2 separate regions of the Homo sapiens genome follow, and region 2 is linked to region 1. Evidence: read pairs that join two places in POLR2A ChIA-PET (ENCODE). Cell type or tissue: GM12878. All regions are shown on one strand. Each heading gives the region's core, and the rest is flanking DNA. Links, peaks and the distances in the headings are about the cores only.

The links. Peaks named below come from ENCODE experiments on the same cell type or tissue, not always from the same donor. Only the 100,000 strongest peaks of a DNase experiment are listed, where the experiment ranks them.
Region 2: POLR2A ChIA-PET joins it to region 1 with 6 read pairs; 2 of 35 experiments call an interaction of 5 or more read pairs at or near these places.

Annotation. Positions count from the first base shown.
Region 1 is chr15:52,207,080-52,217,995 of GRCh38, forward strand. MYO5C (myosin VC) reads right to left here. Exons shown (of 41, transcript NM_018728.4): 33 at 7,524-7,611; 34 at 6,109-6,207; 35 at 4,651-4,805; 36 at 1,475-1,564. Among named protein-coding and RNA genes, the nearest start is that of GNB5, 21 kb to the left of the region's middle. In GM12878, for the core only: no CTCF peak of the experiment used is centred there; no DNase peak of the experiment used is centred there.
Region 2 is chr15:52,744,036-52,754,951 of GRCh38, forward strand. No RefSeq gene overlaps it. Among named protein-coding and RNA genes, the nearest start is that of ONECUT1, 41 kb to the right of the region's middle. In GM12878, for the core only: no CTCF peak of the experiment used is centred there; a DNase peak (open chromatin) is centred at 5,416.

The DNA of each region.
Region 1 (10,916 bases), core at 3,988-8,987:
CCAAGATCGTGCCACTGTACTCCAGCCTGGGTGACAGAGTGAGACCCCCATCTCAAAAAAGAAAAAGAAAAAAAAAAAAGAACAGGACATTGTGGTAAGAGACAGAGGTGAAAAGGAACAAGAGAAATTTTAGAAATAAAAATATGGTAACTGAAAAAGCAGTCAGACAGGGAAAAGAATATTCTATACATGGCTGAAGGGGGCAAAGAAAGGATCATAAAACAGTGCTGAATAAAACATTCTTCCACTGATGTCTCACAGATGCCAGTTTGTTGTAAACGGACTAGTCTGTGCCTCCTCCTGTTTTGGTATTCCTTTTAGTCAGAGGTTGGATTTTCTTTACTTCTCCTTTTGTTCTATAGTACTAGACAGATTGCTGTTATATTTTATTTTAACTTCCTTCCATTGGGACAACTGGTTATCTATATGGAAGAGGATATTAGATCATTACCTTACATACCAATTTTGGATAGGTAAAAACATAATTAATTGTGAACTCTAAATATGAACTACAAAAGTTTAGAAGAGGATCTTCATGATCTCAGGGCAGGGAAGAATTTCTTAAGACACAAATCATAAAAGAATAGGATTGACAGATTTAAGCATATCAAAATTCAAAAACTGTGTGACAAGGGACTTCATAAGGAAAATTAGAAGCTAAGCTACAGTCTATCCATATGATATAAAGACCTCCTACAAATCAGTAACAAAAAAACCAACCCTAAGAAAAAGAAAGGAAGGATGTGACTAGGCAATTCAAAAGGAAACCCAAATGACCAATAAACATATAAAATTATGCTTGACTTCACTAGTGACCAAATAAATGCAATTTAAGTCAACAAGATATAATTTTATACCCTGACACTGGTAAAGGATAAAAATGTCTGTCAATACCAAGTGTTGGTGAAGGTATGAGACACTGGAAACATCATACACTGCTGGTGGGGCTGTGCAATGGTACAGCCATTTTGGAGAGCACTGAAAACCCTGAAAGCCACTTTGTTATTTTAGTTCAATGAAATTTTTCTCTGTGAGTACTTGAAGGTGGAGAACTCTTTCATGACATCAGCCTCCTGGAAGCAGAGTCGGAATGGCAAAGGAAACATATTTATAGATTATGGAGGAACAGTCAGGGTCCTGTAGAGAGAACAGCTGTGAAGAAACAGGCATTTTAAACCAAAGCCTGTATTTTAGAGTCATAATGCTAAACGTCTTACAGCCAGAAGGAAACTTAAAAGTCATCTTATCTACCTATTGATTTAAAAGTAATGGAGACCTAGGAGGCCTAGTACCATGCCCAAAATCTAAGCTGCTTCCAGAAGTCTCCTGCCTGTGGTGTATGCCCAAGAGTCCAACAGATAATGTGCTGTTGGCCTCCTGGTGGAGAGGATAGAGGCTCTATTGAGCTCTGGCTCAGGAGGAGGTTATAGACTGGCTGTCAGCACAAAACAACAAGCAGGTGGGCGCCCCCTACCTCTTCTCCGCTGTACTGCTTCAGGCAATTGAGAAAATGACAAGTGTTGGAAAGCCAAAAGGACAGCATTTCAAAGTCTTCTAAATGTTCCTTAGGAAAATAAGAAAAGACAAAATTGGTCTTGATGATTACTTGTACCTCTGAGCATTTACCTGTTTGGTTATTTGTAGCTTTTGACCAAAATTAGTTTTTCTTTTATTCACTAAAGCCTTTATCCAATTCATATTATACTTATAAGAACTTATATTTATTTAATAGGTCACAGTTTGTAACATGTTTCTGTACAGGTTGTGTCACTCATTATGAAGTGTGAAGTGGGTCCTGAAGGAATGCATGAGAAATGCAAGTTTCACTTCTTGCTCTCCTAAGTTCACACTCTCACTGGGAAGATAGAACAGAGTTTTAGTAGGTGGTCAAGAGCCCATACGATGGCTGTAGACTGTGCTACCAAAGCTCAGAGGACGAGGAGAGAGGATGGGGAGGCAGAGCAGCCAGGGAAACCTCAGAGAGGAAGGAGGTCTAGCCTTTGAGGGAAATGGGTGGAGAGACAAGAGCTCAGGACTAGGACTGTTGGGGAGAAGGCCTCCACTTACAGGGCAGGAAGAAGAGGAACAAGCAGTGAAGGCAGAGCTACAGTGATCAGAGGGGAAAACAGAGAAAATCCTGGGATTTAAAAGACAAGGGAGGAAGCTTTCAAGGAGATGGTGCTAATGCTTTGGTCAATTTAGAGAGAATAAAAAGTAAAGAAACACCACTGGTTTTAGTAAGAGGAGTTACTGGTGATCTCTCTGTAGAGTGATGGGTTAGAAGCCAGATTGCAAGGAGTGACAAAGAGAATTGGTGGAGAACACTAGTTTAAGCACTTTGGCAGTCCGGGGTGGAGGGAAAGGAATAGTGGCTGAAGAGGGTATATGGGCACATTGCTGTAACTGCTGTGTGCTGGAGGTGGGGAGAGGCAGGTCCTGGGCACATGCAAAGGCAGAGGGAGGGGGACACAGAGAAGTTGAGACTGAAGATGCTGGTGAGAAAGGGGTCTTATAGTCCTCATACCACACATCTCTTGATTTATGAATATTTGGCGAAACATTCCAGAGCATCAAGGGGAAGCAAATACTGTGTGTCCTGGGCTGGAACACAATGCCAGCTTGTCTTAAGAAAACCCAATTTATGCAAATATGGACAGGGAAAACATCAATTTATGGGAGCCCCTTCCAAAAACACTGTGGTGGCTCCTGTGAAGATGGTGACTATAAAGTATCCAGCACCAAACAAATGTGAATTTTCTATTCCTAACTCCAGATAAATAATGAATTCATGATATTTTTGGAAGGAGAGGAGAATTACCATACTCTGATCTCTCACAAATCTAGTTTTTATATTTCTTTCTTCCTAGAGTTTATTAATTAATTAATTAATTTATTTATTTTTGAGACAAGGTCTGGCTCTATCACCCAGGCTGGAGTGCAGTGGTGTGATCTTGGCTTACTGCAACCTCTGCCTTCCGGGCTCAAGTGATCTTCCCACCTCAGCTTCCTGAGTAGCTGGGACTACAGGCACACACCACCGCACCTGGCCAATTTTTGTCTTTTTTGTAGAAACAGGGTTTTGCCATGTTGCCCAGGCTGGTCTTGAACTTGTGAGCTCAAGCGATCTACCTGCCTCAGCCTCCCAAAGTGCTGGGATTACAGGTGTGAGCCACCACACCTGGCCTTCCCTAGAGTATTTAAAATAGAATTTAATTCCCCATTACTCTTTAGAACACATATTTTACTAAAAATGAGGTAGGGTCTCCCTAACTAAAAATTCAAATATATCCTAATATCAAACATCACTTCTCTTTTGGAGGGGCATGGAAAACACTGTTATTTTAGTGTTATTTATGTCTTATTGCCCCCTTCCAATATGGATCAGTACATTGTAATTCCCAGAAACGGGTACTTTTTAACATAACTGTAAACTGGTCATTTCCTAGAAAAAGAGAGAGAGAGAAGGTTTTTGTACTAACTCCACTGTGGCTAATGGAATTTCCACATTCAGGGTAGCACCAGGTCTGGCTTAGAACTAAGTCAACCACCCTACCCACACCCAAGATTCCAGAATGCGCCAAGCATTACCAGAGAACTCTTTTTACAAAGCAACTATCCCTGTAAGCAAGGATCCAGGTCTGCTTAAAAAAATCTTCAATGCTTAGATACAGTTATTTACTCATTGATCACTTATGGAGTTTCCAGGAAAAATAATCAGTATGCTAAGAATGATTTTAGGATTATGTTTCAGTTGGAAAGGAAATTAGCAATAAACTTTATGTTACTGTTAGCCTTCACAAAATCCCGCCCTTTGTCATTGTCACTTTTGATCATTATCCACTTGTCACACCATGAAGAGATGATTGCTCATAAAGAGTTCAGTTGGTGACTTCTGATATGTATACCATACACACATGGTCTGTGTCCTATGGTAGGTTCCCTCTTGCCCAGTGGTAAACTGCTGGCTGCCTGCTTGTCCAGTCATTCCAATAAGGACACCGACTTAGGGAATGGCCAACAGCAAGTTGGAAGGAACCTGGGTCCCTTCATGATCACGTGGAACAGAGCCACCTTCCAACCTAGATGGCTCATTATGGAACCGCTATCAGCAAAGAAAAATCCTCCATCTTCTTTAAGACACTGTATATTGGGCAAAGGGAGGTGGCAGGTGTCTCATAGCTACAATAGCTTAACTTTACTAAGTAACTAACCTAACTAATACACAGTTCATCTTCATTTGTGGACTGGGAATAAAAATACACAATGTGCTTTTAGGAAGAAGAATTATATAATTGCCAAGGGAAGAGATGAATAATTTTTCACTCCATTTCATTTCTCATGATTTACCCTTGTTACAGAGATAGAACCTATACCCCTCACAGCTGATAACTTTACACCCTAAGGGGATAGCAGTGGTGGGGCAGTGGCTACCAGGTTGCAGTCTCGCCGGTAAGGCTTTGAGGCCTATGGCAGATGCTCATCCATTTATCTTTCCCTAACAGTGTGGCTCCCTTCACTAGTTGGGCCTCAAACTTGTTTGAGGAATCATGTGGCTCACCACACAATGGAGGCTCAGGATGGGCAAAGACTGGGCATCTGGTCATTCCCATAGATGTGATACCAGGGGCCAATGTCAAAGGCATTTCCTACCTTAACCACCTGCTTGATGCCATTAATGGTGCTGTTCATGAGGGACTTCAGCATGTTGGCATCATTCAGAGAGTCTGCGTAGCGCACACACATGAACAGGATATGAGCCGGCAGCCCGGGGATCATGTTCACCACCACGCCACGGGGCTTCAAGTCTGAAGCAGAGAGAGCCAATGAGGATTACAGCTGACAGGTCAGCTCTTCTCCTAAGGAACTTGTGACTAGGGGCAGGGGCTTGTTTGCTTTTCTGTGCTTGACACAGTGCCTGAATGTATATGGATTTATTTCCTCTTTGAGGAATTCCATCTGGCTCCTTTCTTGGCACAAGATACACAGGTGTCACTTGTTCCTCTTCTTGTTTACAAAGGACTTTCTCTTTCTTAAAAGGTTGAATAAGAGACAGAATCTTTATTTTTCCCTGGTGTGGAAACCCTGGATTTCAGACCCCCATTGTAAGAAAGAAACTCCATTCCATGCACCCCTACTCCAAGCGCTTTGATGAGGATGGCGTACAGTGTCCACAGTCACATGAAGCTGCCTTGAATAGGGAAAGCAGGCACACCCAGTGCAGCAGAGGATGCCTGGCTGGCCTTGAGGAGAACAGAATGGTGGAAACGCTCAGTGGGGATGAAGGGGAGAGAGAAATCTTACAAAAAAAGTTAAGATAAGCAAACAAGGATGTCCCCTGGCTGCAGGAAGACAGAAGAACAAAGAAGAGGCTCACACTGCATGACACCAGTGATGAGGGGAAAGAAAAGGGTAGAGGTGCTCATATGAGCCAAGGGGGTCACTCGCAGAAGAGGAAGGAAGGCTACACGTTGGCTTTCTGTTTTGAGATCTTGGGGCCAGCTGACAGGGAGGCAGATTTTTCTCCCTATGCCAGAAAACCACGTGGAAGGTCACAGTGAAGACAGTGCAGTAAGATTGGTTCTATGACCACCAACTCTTGAGCATGCACATGGGACATTCCTGTAACTGAGGCATGGCTGGGAAGCCCCATCACATTGCCCGCAGAGAAATTTCTCAGAAGTCAAATGGAGCACAGAGCCACAATTGCTTCCATGATGGCTCCTGTGCTGAGACACAAAAATGAGGTGATGTTTCTCTTCTACCCTGGTCCTACAATTTGGAAAAGGTCAGGGCAGTGGTTCTCAACTGAGGACAGTTTTGGCCCCCACAGGACATTCGGCAATACCTGGAGATATCTTTTATTGTCATCACTAGGGGTTGCTGCTGCCTTCTAGTGAGTAGAAGTCAAGGATGCTGCTCCATCCTTTGTTACTCCCCATTCACAGAGTTAACAGGTCAACAGTGCTGAGGTTGAGAAACTCTGGGCTGGGGGAAGAAGCAGTGGAAGAAAAAGTAGAAAAAGGACCACCCCTGCCCAGGACTTTGGCACTGACTGATATGCAAGTTCTCAAAGAGAAAGCAAAAATCCAGAGTTCCAGGTTTCACTACCAAGAATGAGGTTCTGAATGAGCTTGGCCTCGTCTTCTCTCTTGTATTGCAGCATTCCAAGGTACTCCTTGGGTCCTGAGGACGAGTGCACATCATTGGCTGTAGACAGAGGCAAACAATCAGCTAAATACACAAAAGCAGCTTTCACAGGTCTCACAATGTGACTACTCTCCTACCCCATTCTGGCTGGTTTGCACGTAAATGTCTGTGGCTTTCAGATACATTAAAACTGTACTGTATTGTATCCTGAAGAATTTCTCCAAGTAGTGATTCCTCTTTATGAGTACATCAGTGAGTACAGCTGCTGCTGAAAAGGCCCAATTATCCTTTGAAGAGCCTTATGAGTGCCTGATATGTATCCAGCACATGGTAACAGGAAAGAAATCCAAGATGTTGCCTTGTCTTCAAGATGCCAATGCTACTGTGAAAGAAGACTTGTGAAACATTTGGTGTGCAAAATACCAATGTGCATGATCCTTACTGAGACAGCTGTATTAGTTTCCTGTGGCTGCTGTAAAGTTATCACAAACATAGAGGCTTAAAACAACACAAATGTTTAATCATACAGCTCTGGAGGTCAGAAGTCTGAAAGGTGAGCCAGGGTGGTGAATGATGGTTCATTCATTCATCCCAGCAGTGGGGATGCAGCGGGGGCTGGGAAGCACAGACCTGGGCCCTGCTCTCATGGGGCAGACTGCCATTTGTCATTTATTACTGAAGGAAAGGGATCCTCAGTTTGCTTGTGGACATTTCAAATTTGAGGTGAGAGTTGGATAAGTAAGAATAAAGCTGCTCTTCAAAGAGATGAATATAGAAAAAGAAACAAGATACAGCCTTGGCAGTAAGGCTGGGAGGAAGGGGAAAAGGTAATAAAGAATGAAAGAGTGAGAAATGTGAGCAGGAGCTGAACACAGAAAAGTTCAGTGACAGAAGCAGAAGGAGGGAAGAAGGGAGGAGGGTCCCTTTCACAGAGGCTCACGAGGATGCTTTATGTGTGCCATGCAGTCCATGTTCAGGATGTCTGCTTCTTAGCTCTCTACTTTTCTAATAGAAATTTGGATACTTACTGATCCTACATATGTAACAGGGAGAGAAGGTGAATTTCAAAGCAGTAAATTGAAAAATTGTTCACAATTTCATTTTTTAAAAAAGGGAGCTAACAGAGGAAGAGGTTAATGTGTTAATTATAGGATGTCTCTTGCGAGTACATGAATGTATCTGGTATCATCTGAGTGGGAGGGAGCTGTCTTCCTGACCCAAAGGATCCTTTCGTTAGCCCAGCACTAGGTCACAAACCTCACCACTTGAGAATCATTCCTTTGGGTTTCATAAGCTTTGGACCAGAAAGAAAATAAACACTTGAGCGCATGTTAGCCTTAGCTCAAAAGAATAAGAAAACAAGTATTGTTTCTTACCTTTTCCAATTGTCTTGCTTAGTGTCTTGACTTGATCTTGTAGCTTTTTAATCACTCTGTCTTTCATGTCTAATTCTTCTTCAAGATCCTACAGCAATAAAAAGAAACCAGGATTTAGCTTAGAAGCACTTTAATCTATTTTTTTTTTTTTTGGGTAACAGCTTTATTGACATACAATTTGCATACCGTACAACTCACCCATTTAAAGTGTAAACTCAAAGGTTTTTTAGTGTAGTCAGAGTTGTGCTACAATCATCATTATTTAATTCCAGAACATTTTATTACTCCAAAAATAAAACTGACCTTTAGTGTCACTCTCTAGTTTCTCATTACCTTCCAGCACCTGGCAACCACTCATCTACTTTCTGTCTCTATGGATTTGCCTATTCTGGACATCTCATATAAATAAATTCATAGAATAGGTTTTTTGTGTGTGTGTCTGGCTTCTTTCACTTAGCATAAGGTTTTCAAAATTCATCCATGTCGTAGCATGTATCAGCATTTCATATATTCGTATGGCTGAATAATATCCTATTGTATGCATATACTACATTTATCTTGCTCTTATTACATAGGAGTGCCCATCATAGAGAATTTAAAAATATGAATGTGGGAAAATGGGCTTTCTAGATTTCAGAAGCTGGAGCTAGAGAAATGTTCAGAGATTTGGGCCTGGTTTTGCCTTTCTTTCCTGATAAGTAGGTGGCCTTGCCCATGCTGAATTTGGCTCAAGAACCAGAAGAGTCCTTGGATACCTAGAAATATTTCCTATAAAGGACATAGTGTTTAAGTTCTTCCACATCTGAGCATTTGACACATATAGAATTCAGGCTTCTCTGACCCAGAAAGACCCACCATGCAGGGTCACTGCAGCTGTGTGCCCTCTAGGGACTCTTGGGGCCGAGGGACATTGTGCTGTTTCTACTCTGTGCGGCCACCTCTCTCCCTGCCACCATTCTGTGTCCCTGGCTAGACATGTTAGGAACTCTATTGACCTTAGAAGTGGCGGTGTCAGTACAGCTTCCTCCCTCCAATTCAAGCCCATCTTATAATATATCTAATAAAATGGGTCACCCATCAACCCATAACCCAGAAAAAAACCACTCTTCACATTTTGATTTCATTCCTTTTTTCCCAATATGGTAAATGTACATTTTATAAAATTGGGATCATATTACATGCAAAATTTCAAATCCTACATTTTTCTCTAGTTATACTGCAGACGTTTTCCCATGTCATTGATAATATACTCAAACCATCATTTTAACAGCCAAGTCATATTATATCATACAACAATTTAACCTTTGCTCTATTGTTAGGTATGCATTTCTCTCCTTTGGGTTGCTTTTTTTCTCTATGATTAATAACACTAAGATGATCACTCTGAACAAAAATCTCGTCCACATGTTCAAGTATTTACTTAGGATAGAACCTTACAAGTTGTGTTACTGAGTCAAAGGGAATGTACTTTCCAAAGGTTCATGATCCATACCTTCAAATAAGCCCTCAAGAAAGTTTATACCAATTTATATTCCCAGCAACCATGTATGACAGTGCCCATTTCAAGATGTTCTCTCCAGCAGCATAAGATCTCTATTAATTATTATTATTATTAGTAGTAGTATTTTTAGAGACAGGATTTTGCTCTGTCATCCAGGCTGGAGTGCAGTAGTGTGATCATAGCTCACTGCAGCCTCAATCTCCTGGGCTCAAGCAGTCCTCTTGCCTCAGCCTCCTGAGTAGCCAGAGCTACAGGCATGCACCACTATATATATATTTTTAAAGTTTTCCTTGTAGAGATGGGGTCTCACTACGTTGCCCTGGCTGGTTGAACTCCTGGCCTCAAGTCATACTTCTGCCATGACATCTTAAAGTGCTGGGATTACAGGCATGAGCCACTGTGCCAGGCCCAGGTCTCTGTTAATTTGACAGGCAAAAATAGTACCTAGTTTTGATTTTGAATTTCTTTGATAAATAGTGAAATGATTACTAAAAGTTTTTTTTTAATCTCTTAATAAGAATTCAGTGACAAAAGAGTCTGGAAAAAAAAAAGAAATTTCTTTGACTCAAAGCATCACATAGTGGTTTGAACAGTGTCACCTTGAAATTCATGTCCAACCCAAACTCCAGAATGTGCCTTTATATGGAAATAGGGTCTTTGCAGCTGTGGTAAGCTAAGGGTCAGTATGAGAGGTGGCTACTACAATTTAGGGTGGGCTGTAAATCCAATGCAGGTGTCCTTATAACAGATGGAAAAGAACACAGAGACAGGGAGAAGGCCAGGTGCAGAGAGGCAGAGGCTGGAGTTACACTGTTCCAAACCAAGGAATGCCTGGAGCCCTCTAGAAGCTGGGAGAGGCAAGGAAGGGTTTTCCTTAGAGACTTCGGAGGAGTGTGCCCTGCTGACACCTTGACTTCAGACTTCTGACCTCCATAATTGAGAGAACACATTTCTGTTGTTTTAAAGCACCTGGTTTGTGGTCATTTGTTACAGCAGCCCTGGCAAACTAATACAGATCAGGTCTCATTTGTGGGTAGAATCCGCCGGCTAATGTATAGAGATGATACTCTTGTTGTGTGTCCGTCTGCTTCTATGTAACAGTGAGGCTACTCCGGGTTCAGAAAGAGCTATTGAAATGAGCATGTCAGGCCTGCCAGCTCCTTAGCTCAGCGCACCTGTGGGGAGCAGAGCCAGACACTTGGAGGAGCTCCAGAAGAGGGCGCCAGGACCGAGCTGTGCTCCAGGGCACCAGGAACGAACTCATAAATCCGTCACAATGCACAGGGACAGTCAGAGTAAAGGATCACATGGGATGACATGCGCAGCACACACATGACCCACCCATGTAGCTTCTCCCTGACCGCTGACTCCATTGAGATCCCAGGGGCCCACAGGAGGCAAGGCAAGGCAAGGCAGCCTCACACATGGACAACAGGCGGTTGCTTCTCTGTTGTAACACGAGGATTCCAGTCTCTGAGAAAGTTGTATCCACCTCAGAAAAGGCAGCTGTCATGTAGGTGTCACTGATTGGAATTTGTTACTTCCTATTAAATGTCAAACTCCTGGAATTTCTCTTTTTGGATGTAACCACTCTTCAAAGTTAAACCCTGACACTCAAAATATGTTTTTCCTCTATCAAGGTTTTCCTGTGAGATTGGAAATGGGGGCCCTGTCAGCAGGGAGAAGGGTACGTGGGCATGTCCACACTGACCCACTGGACTCGTCAGCCCTCCTGCGTTACCCTCTTGGAAGCTGGAAGCTCTCAGGTTTCGAAGGGGCCCGAGAGGGTCCCAGCTCCTAGGAAAGTGGCCTGTCACTTCAGCACTTCTCAGTCTTCTGGGTTCCACACAGCATCACAATTTCAAAATAATTGCTGGGAATTGATGTAAGGT
Region 2 (10,916 bases), core at 3,356-8,355, 540 kb after region 1:
GCCACCAACTTGAAAAGGACTGGACAATACTTTTACCACTTTCGCTTCTCAGAATTCAGGCCTGTCCTCAGAATGCTACGAGGTACAGCCCATTTGAGCTCCTGCATAGATGCTCGTTTTTATTAGGCCCCAGTCTCATTCCAGACACCAGACCAACTTAGACTGTGCCCCAAAAAAACTTGTCATCCCTACTATCTTCTGTCTAGTCATACTCCTATTCACCGTTCTCAACTACTCATACATGCTCTGCTCTTGTTTACACTGCCGGTTTACACTGTTTCTCCAAGCCATCACAGCTGATATCTCCTCATGCTATCCCCACACTGCCACTCTTAACTCTTGAAGTAAATAAATAATCTTTGCTGGCAGGACTATGCTGAATCTCCTTAGGCATTCTCTAATCAGATGTCCTGAGTCATCCCAATTCTTAGACCTTTTATACCTGTTTTTCTCCTTCTCTTATTCCATTTAGTTTTTCAATTCATAGAAAACTGTATCCAGGCCATCACCAATAATTCTAAATGACAAATGTTCCTTCTAACAACCCCACAATGTCACCCCTCACCACAAAATCTTCCTTCAGCTTAATCTCTCCCACTCTAGGTTCCCACGCCGCCCCTAATCCCGCTCGAAGCAGCCCTGAGAAACATCGCCCATTATCTCTCCATACCACCCCCAAAAATTTTCACCGTCCCAACACTTTACCACTATTTCGTTTTATTTTTCTTATTAATAAAGAAGACAGGAATGTCAGGCCTCTGAGCCCAAGCTAAGCCATCATATCCCCTGTGACCTGCACGTAGCTGCACGTACACATCCAGATCGCCAGTTCCTGCCTTAACTGATGACATTCCTCCACAAAAGAAGTGAAAATGGCCTGTTCCTGCCTTAACTGATGACATTGTCTTGTGAAATTCCTTCTCCTGGCTCATCCTGGCTCAAAAGCTCCCCCACTGAGTACCTTGTGACCCCCACTCTGCCCACCAGAGAACAACCCCCCTTTGACTGTAATTTTCCTTTACCTACCCAAATCCTATAAAACGGCCCCACCCCTATCTCCCTTCGCTGACTCTCTCTTTGGACTCAGCCCGCCTGCACCCAGGTGAAATAAACAGCCATATTGCTCACACGAAGCCTGTTTGGTGGTCTCTTCACACGGACGTGAGTGAAAATTTTAACTTGGGCTATTCCTATCCCCTCTGATATGGTAATACAGGAGTTACTAAGAAATTATTCTAGTCAGTTAGAGCAGGTAAAAGAGTTCTCAGTGGAATTTTCCTTTAATAAAAAGCAGCCCCCAAACCACTTCTTCACTAACAGAAAGCAGCCTGAAAAATCAAGCTTCAGGCATAGATATGCAAGCTAGGTGCTTGCATATGTAAATGCCAGCAGGTGTATCTGGAAGCCAGGTACATTCAATATGGTGATTCCCGCTCCCTTTTCTTTGTCACCATATGTGCGGGTTTCATGGCATCAGCCAGGTAAAGCCACGTGTGCAGGTGTCACGGCGACAGCCAGGTAGAAGTCACATTTGCATAATAAACGATTAGGGTGGGAGGGCCAGTTTCTCCGTAGGCTATGTAAATGACACACCTAGTCAAACCAATCCCCTGGGCCCTATGTAACTCGATCACTGCCTCCTCAAGCCTCTCTACAAAATCAATCACGTTCCACCCCAAACCTGGAAACCCTCTCTTGGGTGACCTGCTTTCTCCAAATGAGAAATCTTTCTCTCCCTTTCCTCTTCTTTGTCTATTAGACTTTGCAGTGCTAAACCCACTCCTTGTGTGTGACTGTGTCCTTACTTTTCTTGGTGTGAGACAATGAACCCCAGGTATTTACTCCAGACAATGGAGCTGTTTCAACGGTTTCGCTGTGTCCCCACCCAAATATCATCTTGAATTGTAATCACCATAATCCCCACGTGTGTAGGGAGAGAGCTGGTGGGAGGTGACTGGATCATGGGGGATGGTCTCCCATGCTGTTCTCATGATAGTGAGTGAGTTCTCACAAAATCTGATGGTTTCATAAGGGGCTCTTCCTCCTTCACTCCTCACTCTGTCTCTTGCCTGCCACCATGTGAAGAAGGTGCCTGCTTCCTTGCTTCCCCTTCTGCCATGATTGGGTTTCCTGAGGCCTCCCTAGCCATGTGGAACTGTGAGTTAATTAAACCTCCTTCCTTTATAAATTACTCAGTCTCGGGTAGTATCTTTATAACAGTGTGAGAATGGACTCATACACCCTCCTCCGCAGCTTTGCAGTCTCCTTAAAAACTAACAGCCTGGCAGCCTCTGGAGGGGGAGGGGGACGGCACAAGGGGTTTGGTGCTCTCTCAAAACACCGTTCTCAGATCATGGTCATTCTTTGACTTATCAGGAAGTTCTCTGGGAACCTCCATTCACAGGGCTTTTAAACATTTTACCTGGCTCTGATGCCAGTGGGCTGAGGGAGGCCCACAAAAGCAGGTGGGACCTTGACCCCAGCAGTGTCCAGAATGTTGACATCATCATGAGAAGGAATTCAAGGATGAGTCAGAAAACAGGGAAAGCGTGGAGATTTATTATAAAGGGAAAACTCAAAAAAAGGGGAGTGTGCATACTCAAGAGAGAGTCTTACAATGGGGTTTGTGGTTTCTATCTTCATGCGTTTCTTTCACCAAAGGGGTGGAATATTCATGAAGATTCCTGGAAAAAAGTAGAGATTTCTTGGAACTCTGGTGCCACTCATTTTTACACCAAATACAGGTATTCCCGTAACTGTTATGGTACTGATGGGCATGTGATTGAGTATGTTAATGAGCATACAATGAATTCCTAGGAGAAACCTAGGTCAAATCCAGTGCCATGTTGGGTCCAGTTAGTCTTAGCCAGCTTGGTTCACAACCCTGCAGCTATTCTGACAGTTACCTTTTGCTTAGCCATGCGAAACTACTGCCTGGAATTTTCTGTTCTCTTGTGACCACCCTGTGTTATTCCTGTCTCAACTCAGTTTCCATCAATTCCTGAGGCATTTGTCAAAAACAATCAGGGGGCTGGGTGTGGTGGCTCACACCTGTAATCCCAACACTTTGGGAAGCCGAGGTGGGAGGATTGCTTGAGCCCAGGAGTTTGAGACCAGCCTGGGCAATATGGCAAGACTCTGTCCCCACCAAAAAACTGAACAACAAAAACAATCAGGGATGATTGTTTAATATTGCAGTTGCCTGAGCCAGTGACAACAGTTGAGACCAACTCAAAAGCTGACCAAAAATCTTAAAGGAAAATTTGGGGAATGAGATATGAAATGTGAAAGGAAAGTAAAAACTTGGGACCCTACTTTACTCTGCCAAAAGGAAAAAATTAATCTGAAAGCTGAGTCATGCAAGAAGCTGCCTTTTCTTTTGTTCCTAAGCAGATAGCTACAGATAAAAGGTCAAATATCTTCACAGGTAGCTACTCTATGTTCACGTTATCTTATATAATGTGCTGATTTACTGAGAGTGAGAGGAATATATAATTGACTCTTCCCCTACTGCTCGTTTTCCCTTGCAACATGTGGATGACCATGCCTTCCCTCTTTCCCCTCCAGTCCACTCTGCCCCTTTAAATATTGAAGTGCTCAAATTCATCTTTGGAGAAAGGCACAGACCACAGACTGTTTCTGTGATTCTGTGTTTTTTTCTTCCAGGGAAGTCCTTAAACTTGGCCAAATAAATGTCTAAATTGATCAAGACCTGTCTCAGATACTTTTTGCTTTACCCCATTGAGGGCTTTGAAAAGTTTCAATATATTCCTGAGAATCTGGACTGCTCTGCACACCCGTGTGAGATATTCTCCTTTATTTAAAGTGAGCTGATTATGAACAGCAATCACATCCACAAAATACCTTCATGGCAACACCTAGTGTTTGAATGAGTAACTGGGGACCAGAGACTAGTCAAGTTGACACATAAAACTGATCATCACAAGAGAGAACAGAGCTATATAGGAACAAAATGTTTATATAGTATTGAAATTGATATTAATCATCCTTGGGGCAGAGCTCAGCATACCTCCCACCATCCCACTGGTATGCCCCAAAGCCCACTCATGACTATACATGTGAAAGTATTGAGAGATAAATGGGCATGATATATGCAACCTATTCTCCCAAGGTTCCAGGAAAATAATTATGTAAACATATACACAGAGAATGATAAAGCAAATGTGACAAAATATAAAGCATTGTTAAATCTGGCTAATAGGTACATAAGAATTCCTTATGCATCCTTGCAACTTTTCTGTGAGTTTGAAATTATTTCAGAATAAAACTTTTTAGAAAATGTCCACAAAAAGCTTTGTAGAAGAACATTAATATCACCTTCATTAAAAATAGCCAAGGCTGGGTACAGCGGCTCATGCTTATAACGCCAGCTCTTTGGGAGGCCAGGAGTTCAGGAACAGCCTGGGCAACGTGGCAAGAACCTGTCTCTACAAAAACAAAACAAAACAAACAAACCAACAAAAAAACCCCACACACAAAAATTAGTGGGGTATGGTGGCATGTGCCTGTATTTGCAGCTACTTGGAAGGCTGAGGCAGGAGGATCACGTTAGCCCAGGAGGTCCAGGTTGCAGTGAGCGGTGATTATGCCGCTGCACTCCAGCCTGGGTGACACAAGGAGACCCTATCTCAAAATAAATAAATAAATAAATAAAAATTTAAAAAGGGAGATCAGTCTTACCCCTATATTTAAAAAATGAAAAACCTTAGAAAATAGTTTTTTTGTTTGTCTACTTCTTTGTTTTGAGACGGAGTCTCACTCTGTCGCCAGGCTGGAGTGCAGTGACACGATCTTGGCTCATTGCAACCTCCACCTCCCGGGTTCAAGTGGTTCTGCTGCCTCAGCCTCCTGAGTAGCTGGGACTACAGGCATGCATCACCACGCCCAGCTAATGTTTTTTCTATTTTTAGTAGAGATGTGGTTTCACCATGTTGGCTGGGATGGTCTTGATCTCTTGACCTCATGATCCGCCCACCTTGGCCTCCCAAAGTGCTGGGATTACAGGTGTGAGCCACCGCGCCCGGACAAAAATAGTTTTTTTAACTGGAAAAAATCTGCATTTTAAGATATTTGCTGAGCCTGTAATCCCAGCTACTAGGAAGGCTGAAGCCCAGGAGGATCGCTTGAGCCTAGGAGTTTGACGCTAGCCTGGGTAACGTGGCAAGACCCTGTCTCTAAATCAATCAATCAATCTGTCTATCTATCATCTATCTAATTTGCTGATAATAAATATAGCTAAGATTTATGGAGGATTTATATGCCGGACACTGGGCTAAGCTTTACCTACTTCTAGTGTCTAATCCTCACAACCACGCTATAATGTAGATACTTATGCCTATTTTACAGATGAGGAAACAGACTGAGGGAAGTTAAGTAATTTGCCTAAGGTCTCACAATTAGTAATCAGCACAGCAGGAAAGCCAAACTGTGTTTCCCGAGCCAGGCCTCTTGATCGGTTACTACATTGTATTAAAGAGGACCTTAATTTCCCTGCCCCCCAGCTTCTGACACACACAACTGCCTACACAAGTTATTTTACTGGAGAGGGCTTTTAAGGACCATCCTCTCTAATAATAATTTTTACTTCTTCTGAGAGTCAATCAGGTTAATATAAATGGCTAATCTCTAGAAATAGAATGTTCCACTTTCATTTAAAAGCATTATTTTGCTCCACTAGAGAACATCTCTTTATTTCCCTGCATTAATCTTTCTTTGACCATGGCACTGGCTTTTGTTTTCAAGCGTGTTGTCCTCTCCGTTTCACCCTTCCTCCAAAGAAACTCGATGAGCTACTTGCTTAGGATTTCAGGTAGAATAAAAACAAAAGAAGGCAAGGATTGTCTAAATTTAAAGTGCTGGAAAATCCAACATTTTATTTACTACATTTTGGTGACTACATAAATGCTGAAACATTTTAACACTGAAAAGCATGATGGCATCATCACTTGCTTTTTTTTTTTTTTTTTTTTCTTTTTTGCTTAGCAAACACAGCAGATGATATTGCACGGCATAAAGTGAGAACAGTAGCGAAGCTTAAAATAAATGAAAGAAACCTTAATGCAGTACAGGAGATACTCAGAAACAAACCAGAATAATGCCTAATGCATTACACGTTTTTGTTGCTACACACAAAAATACAGAAGAAGCATCGGACAGAGAGAAAGAGAGAGAGACAAAATATTAGCAAACAACCATAACTGGGTACAATAATCATTTAGTCTGAAATGTAGATGCAACGTAGAAACTACCACTGTTTTCTAATTGACAAAGAAAATGACAGCAACATTTGTCTTTTATCAAAAAATCTTCTAAGCCCCTCATGGTTAGGGTTTTAATTAACTATTTAATTATGTATTTACCCTTTTTTTTTGTCTTTTTTTCATTGCTAAGGAAGAACTCCCTCTGCTCTTGGAAGATTTTCTACTCTACTGATCTTATTTTATTTTATTTTATTTTTACCTGATGATTGTCTTAGGCACCCTCCTTACATAATAAACCATCAAGCTAACTTGAACAGGGAAACTGAGTCACACTCAAACAATAGCTAAGGTCAAAAGTGTAGTGAAAGTAGAAAAAGTGGGGAAGGGATAGGTCTAAGTGAGTGACAGATGGGCTGATTCAGACAGGGCAATAAGCACAGGGAGATATGAAGACAACTACCAAAGCAAGTGGAAGACAAGGTTTTCAACTTTATTGTATTGAAAAATACTTGTCACTTGGTTCAGATGGCAAATCTAAAATGAGCCCACAATGATTATGTAATAAATGCAGAACGTACCACAACAAATCGAGACTAACACAGAAACAGAAGATGTGACTTTGTGAATACAACGCCGCTCAGCGCTTCACTGCTGATGTAGGAGTCGACTCCCTCAACCATTGTCCTAGGTTTCTATAACTCATCGCACAGCATTTGTATTAAAAACAAATCATTGGTCAATGCTTTCCAACAGAACACTGAGTGATCCTGCAACCCAAAGCAGATTTATTGCCCTATTAAAATACATAATGAGTATAAAAATGTTCCTAAGAAAATGTAACATTTGACCTGAAGTCTAAGCCCTCTCTTTCCTTCCCCACCACAGTCACCCCTGTGGGAGGGAAAGAGAAAGGTAAAATTTGTATGTTGAGAGGGAAAGTATTTACATCTATGGGTTTATGATGTGTAGTGAGGGCAACTTCTTTCAGCAAAATAAAACAAAATAGTGGGCACCGACTCTTCTGAGGATGCCACTGTCAGTTGAGAATTCTGTGTGTGTGCTCATCACAGGTAGGGCCAAGTATCTGAACTGCCTCCATGAAGGGAGCTGAGGGCAGGGATCATCTCTAGTGCAGAAAAGAAACCAGTGGGAAGATGAAGAGTGAGCAGAGACAAACTCAGAGAGGCGTGGAGTACATTCACCCCAGTACCCTGACATTTGAGGATGACTCCTGTGACTTTGGTAGGGGCGCGTGGGGAGAGGAGGGGCAGTCATGAGTAGCAGATTCCAAGAAACTGATGTGGAGAGGGATGTGTAACTTTGATTTTTCTCTTAAATTCTATTGATAATTGAGGCCAAGCAATTGTATTTTGTGTCTACTGTGGACTGGCCAGAGGGGTAGGGGCTGGGTCAGCTGCTCCCCAGCCTTGACTTTCTGCTTAAGGGCATGAGGCCATTACACTCTCCTCTCAGCTTTGCAAAAGGAACTGTGTCTCCATGCCCTGCCCCCTGCCTTGAAGCAATTCAGAAACTTGGGAAAACCTAGAGGATTTCCAAATTCAAGTTAGCTTGTCTCTCTGAGTTTTTACACTCTACTTTTCATACCCGTGCGAATGGTTAAAAAAAAAAAAAAAAAAAAGAAGTAGCAAAGTATCTCACAAATGCCGGTGCTTTGAAATATTAAAAAAGTCTCAAATTCTTTGGAATTTCAGGTCTTACCTGCAAAGTAATCTTTTCTAAAAAAAAATTAATAAATTAAAGGAAGAACACGAACAATGCCTTTCTTCTGTCTAAATGACAAAAAGGACTATCTTGAAACACTCACTTTGGCATGTACAAGTTTCTGAGGGGGACCTGGCAGTGTTTACAGCACACATTGAAGTACCTACTAAGAAAAAGCTAAAGATACACCCTGCAGTTAAGAGAAGCTCTTGCCTTCAGCTTATCTTAGCATCGAGAACAAAAAGATTGTAACATAAAGCTTTGGCCATTTTGATTCTACTATATACATTTTAAAAACTACACAGTCATAAATTAAAGCAGTGATTAAATAAGCTCATATAAAATGTAATTAAATTAAAAAAAATCACAGCACATTATAGAGAAAAATAGGAACCAGCTTCACAGAAAAGAGATTTTATATATATATATTTTTTTACCCTGTGGAAACAAATTTTCTACGGAACACAAAAACTTCATAAGTAACCATCAAAATGAAAATCATTTCGTATTCCATTCTTGCATTTTTACACAACCCTTAACTCACCCGGGGAATATTTCCAGAAACTAAGTCTTCCTTGAGCAATAGAGCAGTTCTGCCAAGAAAATAAACCCCAAATCAAAGAGGGGGGGGGGACATCCCAAACATACAAACTACAAAATAAATAAGAATTATAAAGTTTTTTTTAAAGTAACCTTAACAATTATCAAACTAGTAAGTTCTGCCTTATCACATAGACTCTCTATACAACATAACCCTAAAACTTTATTACTATGAGGTATTTGGAGGAATTGGTAAAAGTTATGCACGGCCTGCCTGGTGGAGGGACAGGTGAAGTCAGGTGGGGGGAACTTGAGAGGGAACAAGGAGGAGGAGCTTTGGTTTATCAGCAAGAAATTGGGAAAAAAAAAAGTCATCCTTTGGTATCAAAGAAAGTTTCATTGCATGGTTGCACGGAAAAAGCACCACGGTGAATAATTATTCCTTTTTTTTTCATTAGTGGCCTTTCTAAGAGGCTGAGGTATTCAAAGAGTATAAGGTGAAAGAGGTCAACAGCGGTTTAACACTTTGGTTCAAGCAAGGCACTCGTCCTAGGAGTTTACAAAGTTTGCAACATGTTTGCCTAGAGATTTACAAGTAGAACTAGCAGTAATAAGAGTAGTATTTCCTAATGTTGTTGTTGTCATTATTGTATCATTATTAAGAATGAAGACAAGTTTACACACTGAGTGAAGAGTTAGGAAGGGGGAGGGGTGGGGGAAGGGAAGGGGCGGAGTTCCCTCTGCAGACTGAGACCGTGCATGAAAATATCTTTGGTATTCTTTGGTATCATCAATGTGATTAAAATCACCAATGGAAATTGAGTGAGGTAGCGTCTTTGGTTCACACTATAAATAGTAGATCTTTACACTTTTTTTTCTTTTTTTCTTTTTCTTTTTTTTTTTTACACGTGGAAGTCGCTATTTCTTACCTTCTGCTTCTTTGTCCTTACTATTTAGGAAATAGTTACCAAATGTACTGTAAAGCTAACCACACCACAGTAATAACCCAGAAGGCCAAACATGTCTCAAAACAGCCTCTGGTGTTTGAATGCACCCTAAACAACTAGATAGAAAAAGAAGTGCTTTCTCTTTGTTTGCTAAATGCATAGTTTTCATCCTTTATGTACAAAGAAGGGAGGACCTTTCTTAGGGAATATGCCTTTATAGCTCATGTGAAAATGTCCTAGGACTCTTTGGTATAGCAAAGTTTGCATTTAACCTGCAACCACGGTCATTCACCTGGGGTAGCAATGGGAGTGGAATGAATCCAAAAGTAGCGTAGTGCTTTTATATTTTCCTGGAAAAATAATTTCGCTTTTTTGAGGGGGCACAGTGAGTGACATGTTCATTTAGGACTTCTGGATTTCCCACACATTTTCTTTGGTCTTTGGAGTCTATTCCAGCTGCATCCAGGGACTGGAATACTCAATTCCTGACATCCAGAGCTCTTTTACCTGAACATTTACTGAAGTCTGGGGTTTTGGGGTGTCCAGACGTCACAACTCCCTGCCCTCTACAGGAAAGCTTCCAGTGATGAGAGGACCTGAATGTCTTATGGCCAGAAACAGACTAACTTCCATTCTACCAAAAAAAAAAAAAAAAAAAAAAAAAAAAAAAAAAAAAAAAAAAAGGATTACTTTAAGTGCAGTTTTGGAATAAACACATGTACAAATAAAAGAGTAAGATAGATACCTTTTTCTGGTGAATTTTGCAAAAGAATTGAGAAATGATGGGTGAACAAATGGCACATGACCTGCTCTGTGGAATGTAGATTAAAAAACTCAAGCCAGAAATTAATGTTACACTAAATAGGAATGGAAGCATTGTGTTTTTTTTCTACATGCCAGTTCAGGAGCAAGTAAAGAATCAGTCATACATGATGTAATAAGTGTATTGCTTGTGAGAAGCTGAGTTTGTCCATCACGATTTCTAAAAAGCAAAGGGTGTGAGTATGCTCAAACAGTCGAGTAAAAAAATTGCTTTTCAGGCTCTGATTTGTGCATCTGTTTATGAGAAAATATATCTCTAAGCCCTGAAATTGCATAATGGGTGCAAATTCAATGCTGGTATGAAAATTATCTTTGGTGTTAGCAAATAGGATAACTGGGTAGTTTCTTAAAAAACCATTATGGTAGGATACTGAAAATGAAGCAATATTCTGTGAGACTGTGCCTACACAGTACCAAAATAATTGGTCAAAAATGTAACATGAGCCAGGCGCAGTGGCTCATGCCTGTAATCCCAGCACTTTCGGAGGCCGAGGCGGGTGGATTACCTGAGGTCAGGAGTTCAAGACCAGCCTGGCCAACATGGTGAAACCCTGTCTCTACTAAAAATACAAAAATTAGCTGGGCGTGGTGGCGCCTGTAATCCCAACTACTTGGGAGGCTGAGGCAGGAGAATCACTTGAACCCAGGAAGTGCAGGTTGCAGT